Linked DNA regions of Homo sapiens: region 1 is linked to region 2. Evidence: chromatin contacts called from ENCODE Hi-C or POLR2A ChIA-PET data. All regions are on one chromosome and are shown on one strand. The core of a region is the stretch at or near the end of the contact, and the rest is flanking DNA. Distances in the headings are between cores, read along the strand shown. Region 1 has its middle 16 kb from the start of MTX1. Region 2 holds the start of SLC50A1 (solute carrier family 50 member 1).

Region 1 (2,964 bases), core at 187-2,686, 89 kb before region 2:
CTTTTTCTTTCTTTCTTTCCTTCCTTCTCTCTCTCTCTCTTTCTTTTCTTTTCTCTTTCTTTTTTTTTTTTTTGAGATGCAGTCTTGCTCTGTCACCCAGGTGGTGTGATCTTGGCTCACTGCAACCCAGAGCAGTGGGGGTGATCTTGGCTCACTGCAGCCTCCGCCTTCCAGGTTCAAGCAATTCTGCCTCAGCCTCCTGAGTAGCAGGGATTAGCGCCATCAGTCCCAGCTAATTTTTGTATTTTTAGTAGAGATTTCATCATGTTGTCCAGGCTGGTCTCGAACTCCTGACTTCAAGTGATCTGCCCATCTCAGCCTCCTAAAGTGCTGAGATTACAGGCAGGAGCCACCACACCTGGCTCAGTATTTGTTTTATTTTTGTTGTGTTTATTTATTTAGAGACAAGGTCTTGCTCTGTTGCTCAGGCTGGAGTGCTGTGGCAGGAACACAGCTCACTGCAGCCTCCACTACCTCAATTCAGGCGATCCTCCCACCTCAGCTGAGACTACAGGTGTGCATCACCATGCCTGGTTAATTTTTTCGTTTTACCATGTTGGCCAGGTTTGTCTCGAACTCTTGGGCTCTGCTGTCCTCCTACCTTAGCCTCCCAAAGTGCTAGGATTGTAGGCGTGAGCCACTGTGCCCAGCTGGTGTTCAGTATTTGAATCCATATTTCCTGTAGCCGCAACCAAAGTTCCACTGTTAGGTCTCACTTTGACTTTAATAATTGTGTTCAGGCTGGGCACACTGGCTCAAGCCTGTAATCTCAGCAGTTTGGGAGGCCGAGGTGGGTGGATCACATGAGGTCAGGTGTTTGAGACCAGCCTGTCCAACATGGCGAAACCCTGTCTCTACTAAAAATACAAAACATTCTCCGATCGTAGTGGCGGGCGCCTGTAATCCCAGCTACTTGGGAGGCTGAAGGAGGAGAATTGCTTGAACCTGGGAGGCAGAGGTTGCAGTGAGCGGAGATCACGTCATTGCACTCCAGCCTGGGCTACAGAGCGAGACTCTGTCTCAATAAGTAAATAAATAAATAAATAAATAAATAAATAAATAAATAAATAATTGTGTTCGGAGTCAGCATCATTCTTCCTGAAGTTCACCACTCCTTTGCCAAGAACACTTCCTGAAACACTGACAAGCAGGACCTTGAATAATGGGGTATGGTTGGTAACAACTCACTCATTCAACAAACATTGAGCACCTATTTTGTGCTTGCCTCTAAATGAAGAGCTGGTTGTATTATTTATTTTTTTAGGTGACAGGGCTTTCCCTATGTTGCCCAGGTTCGTCTCAAACTCCTGGGCTCAAAAGATCCTCATCTTCTCAAGTGGTTGAATATACACGCTCCAGCGACCATGCCTGGCTGAATGAAGAGCTTTGAGATTTTGAAGAAACAGGAACCATGAAATTTGCTTTGCAACTGTTTGCAACCTTTAAGGAAGACTGAAAAGGCATTCCTGAAGCATGTGAGAAGCAGTCTGTGTGACCTGATGACTCAGAACTGCTTGGAATTTAGATTAGGACAGATATGAGCTTAGGCTTCACTCTGCCACATATTTAACTTCTCTAAGTCTTAGTTTTCTTTTCTTTTTTTTTTTTTTTGAGATGGAGTCTCGCTCTGTCACCCAGGCTGGAGTGCAGTGGCACGATCTTGGCTCACTGCAAGCTCCGCCTCCCGGGTTCACGCCATCCTCCTGCCTCAGCCACCCGAGTAGCGGGGACTACAGTCGCACACCGCCACGCCTGGCTAAATTTTTGTATTTTTAGTAGAGACGGGGTTTCACCGTGTTAGCCAGGATGGTCTCGATCTCCTAACCTTGTGATCCGCCCGCTTCGGCCTCCCAAAGTGTTGGGATTACAGGTGTGAGCCATCGCGTCTGGCCTCTAAGTCTTAATTTTCTTATCTGTAATGTAGAGTTGTCAGGCTAGTGCATGTAATAAGCACTCATGAAAGACTGACTATTATCTTGCGAAAAATTGGAAGAGATCATATGAGGTACAAGGACCTTCCATCTGCACTGGGCTGTACATTGAATGTTGTGGTTACTGTTGAAGCATTGGTAAATCACATGAATCCAATGGTAAAACCACACCCTAAGGTCAGACTCAGTGGCTCACGCCTGTAATTCCAGCACTTTGGGAAACCAAGGCAAGAGGATTGCTTGAGCTCAGGAGTTCGATACCAGTCTAGGCAACCTGTTTCTATAAAAAGTTAAAAAATTAGCTTGGTGTGGTGGTGTGCACTTCTGGTCCCAGCTACTCAGGAGGCTAAGGTGGGAGGATCCCTTGAGCCCAGGTGGTCGAGGCTGCAGTGAGCCAGGATCACACCATTGCATTCCAGCCTGGATGACAGTGTGAGGCCCTGTCTTAAAAAAGACAAAAACAAACCAAAAAAACCCACACCCTAGTGGGTAAGGGGCAGCAGAGGTCCCACCCAAGAGTGAAATCATTTTTGGTGTCAGTAATCAGGGAGAGTAATATACCCTCAGGCCAGAAACTAGAGGTGAGTGATGGCTCACGCCTATAATCCCAGCACCTTGGGAGGCTGAGGCAGGTGGATTGCTTGACCTCAGGAATTCGAGACCAGCCTGGGCAACATAGGAAGACCCCATCTCTAAAAATAAATTTCAAAAATTAGTTGGGCATGGTGGCATGTACCTGTAGTCCCAGCTACTATGGAGGCTGAGGTGGGAGGATCCAATTGAGCCTGAGAGGTCAAAGCTGCAGTGAATTGTGATTGTGCCAAGACCCTGTCTCTAAAATAAAATAAAATTACAATTAAAAACTAGAGCTGAAAGGACAGGTTCTAGGTTAACTGGTAGTAGTTGTTCATTCATCTGTATAAAAAGTACTTTTTTGAGCACCTACTCTGTGCTGTGCATGGAATGAACAAATGTCTTTATTTGACTTGAACACAGACCATAGAAGTAACTAACAGTGGAACTGGGAGTGGCA
Region 2 (2,705 bases), core at 91-2,590:
AGCCCAGGGCAGGCAGCATAGGCATCTCAGGCTAGGCAGAGCTACCAGCCTTGCCTAAATGGGGGCAATGTGTTCATCTCAGAAGGCTGGCTTCATAGAGGAAGGGGACCTGCAAGGCTGGAGAGGCCTTCCTGGAAAAGGTGGCAGTGCCAGCTGTTACAGTCTTCTAGGAAATAGTGTTTGCCCTGCCAGCAAGGCAGGGCGTGCAGCAGATAGGTGGGTCCAAGGGAGGGCCTCTACCTTCCGAGGGCAGTAATGCAGATATGCCAAGATATACAGGGTCTGAAGCGCAGCACCCACTGTGTTGACGACGATGAGGATCCCGTCTCCCTTCAAAGCCCCATAACTCAGCCAGCCCAGGTTGCTGCAGGGTGGAGGGGATGGACATGGCTCAAAGGGTTCAGTGTGAGAGGAGGACCCAAAGGGTCTTTCACTCTTTTTTTTTTTTTGAGACGTAGTCTCGCTCTGTCGCCCAGGCTGGAGTGCGGTGGCACGATCTCGGCTCACTGCAAGCTCCGCCTCCTGGGTTCACGCCATTCTCCTGCCTCAGCCTCCCGAGTAGCTGGGACTACAGGCGCCCGGCACCACGCCCGGCTAATTTTTTGTATTTTTAGTAGAGACGGGGTTTCACCGTGTTAGCCAGGATGGTCTGGATCTCCTGACCTCGTGATCCGCCCGTCTCGGCCTCCCAAAGTGCAGGGATTACAGGCGTGAGCCACCGCGCCCGGCCAAACCTCTTTCACTCTTGCTCCTCCTGCCCCGCCCCCACCTCCCTCTGGTAGCCTTTCCCACTACCGCAGCCGTCGGCCCCTCACTTGACTTCCGTGGTGAGAAAGGGCAGGAACTGGACGTTGTCCACACTCCGGGTCATTCGCATGTGCCTGAGGTCCGAGCTGTAATGGGGCCCCGAAGGGAGGGGTGGGGGTGGGAAGGGAGAAGCAGAGTGCTAGAGGGGGATGCCCAATGCCTGTCATCCTTTCCGGACCACCGCAGACCCCGCCCCCTCTCCCCCCCGCCAGCTATCCTGCCTTCTCCTTCAGGCCTAGTGACCAGCCTCGCCCTTGTACCCCGGTCCCCTCGACCCGATCCCACTTTGATCCCGGTTCCGGACGAGCCAGGTGCTGTGGCCACGTCTCTGTCCCCTCTCTCTCCTTTCCTGACTGCCTAGTCCTCCCCAACCCAGCCCGGCCGCACTCTCACAGGCCGGCGGAGAACATGCCAAGGGTGAAGACCACGCATGCTCCGTAAATGAGCGAGTCCAGAAAGCCGCCCGCCTCCATTACGACTAGAGTCGGATCCCGCGCCCAGCGCCCGCCGCGAGCCTGCGGTTGCCGGGACCTACTGCAGCCCAGACCTGCGGCTCTGGAGCCCCGCCCCGCGCACTCGGCTCCGCCCCCGCACGCTCGGGCCGTCCCTCCGGAAACTGCGCCGAAGCCCCACCCTCCCTCCGACGCCGAACCGGAACTCGCGCCCCTCTCCTCCGAGCGCCTTCCCAGTACCCTGGTCCAGACCTCTTCCATGTCCCGGTCAGTCCCCTTCCTAGGGCTCCGCGGGTGTGTCCCCGATACCTGCCGCTGCTCACACTCTGCCTACCCCTTGGATCATCTAGACGCCCCCAGTCTCAACGCTCGTGTTCCCACAGGCCTGTGCGCCTTCGGCGGTGGACCTCCAAACAAAAGCTTGCTAGTTTAACAAGACTTCAGCACGCTTTCCATCCAGAGCTCCACATCAGAACCTCAGTTGCCCAGGGTTTGGGAAGTTTTTTTCTGGAGTGTGCTGCCGAAGCTTTTTCTCAAAATAACACATTACCAGGAATCACCAAGCCTTCCTCTTTTGCCCTCCCTCTCGGGTCAACTTTACATGACGTGGCCAATCCACTGACGCCTCTATCACTGACCCCCGGTCCAACCCACTTGTTACTGGGAACTTTCCCTCCCAGCCTCCCACACGTCTCTGCTAGTGTGGCTGTGGGGCGGGGCCGCATGCCTCAGCTGGCGTTCCCAGCTTCCCTGACTCACCGAAACAGCGTGAGTACCTGAATGGTAGTATGCCAAAGCCCTGCGGTGACGGAGTGGGAGTGGGGTAGAGGTCGGATAGGAAGAACTTCCAGAGTGGAGTGCAGCTCAGAACCCGAGAGACAGCTGTCAGGAGCACTCCGGTCCTGGACAGCCCTCAGAGGAGGAAACATCCCACCCTTTTGGCCTCGTGAGGGGCACACATTCTTTGGAGAGAAAGAAATTCAAACCCAGTTGCTACTGTTGTAGCACAGAGAGCCTCGCACTTAGCAGGGACTCAATGGTCATATGTTTTAATATGGAGTGGCAGAAAAGCATGTCCGAAAAAACACATTGCTTTATTTTGAGACAAAGAACATTGTATAAAAAAACTCCAGTTGTAGAAATCAGGACAGACACACAGCAACTTATATACAGATACTATACACGTGGGCCCTGCCCTTTAGGCTACACTCTAGGCAGAATGTACACATGGGCACTGCCCTTACAGCTACACTCTAAGAACAGGTTGGCACAGCCCCCCTGCTGGCACAGCTCTGGGGAGTGCTGCCCCAGGATGGGAGAGAATGCAGTACCTGGCTACAAACTTCTCTGTGGCAGCTCCACAGATGAGGTCTTGCTGGGAGATGCTGGGTCAGCCCAAGCATGCTGCCTCTCCTGTACCTGGCTTCCAAGCAAGAAACTGTTTCT

The links. A loop is a pair of places that touch in the nucleus more often than their neighbours do. ChIA-PET counts read pairs that join two places held with the same protein, here RNA polymerase II (POLR2A). Pooled maps may share reads with other maps.
Region 1: a loop to region 2 is called in a map of PC-9, with 18 times the contacts of the local background. The contact joins the enhancer-like site here to the promoter of SLC50A1 in region 2. A Hi-C loop is called at or near these places in 2 of 168 maps with a recorded cell type or tissue (PC-9 and naive thymus-derived CD4-positive, alpha-beta T cell), 7 of 37 single-sample maps with no recorded cell type and 16 of 50 pooled maps. POLR2A ChIA-PET finds 5 or more read pairs at or near these places in 4 of 52 experiments (HEK293T, MCF 10A, activated B cell and 1 more).

Annotation. Positions count from the first base shown.
Region 1 is chr1:155,223,388-155,226,351 of GRCh38, reverse strand. It overlaps the pseudogene GBA1LP. Among named protein-coding and RNA genes, the nearest start is that of MTX1, 16 kb to the right of the region's middle. Within about 2 kb of position 1,436, at least 9 of the 41 ENCODE cell types and tissues checked have a DNase peak (open chromatin) inside an H3K27ac peak, as active enhancers do; they include PC-9, where a contact is called at or near this core.
Region 2 is chr1:155,134,487-155,137,191 of GRCh38, reverse strand. SLC50A1 (solute carrier family 50 member 1) reads right to left here and starts at 1,340. Exons shown (of 6, transcript NM_018845.4): 1 at 1,201-1,340; 2 at 816-893; 3 at 241-364. The coding sequence starts at 1,280. EFNA1 (ephrin A1) reads right to left here. Exons shown (of 5, transcript NM_004428.3): 5 at 2,293-2,705. RefSeq lists a silencer at 1,300-1,539 and an enhancer at 1,810-1,899.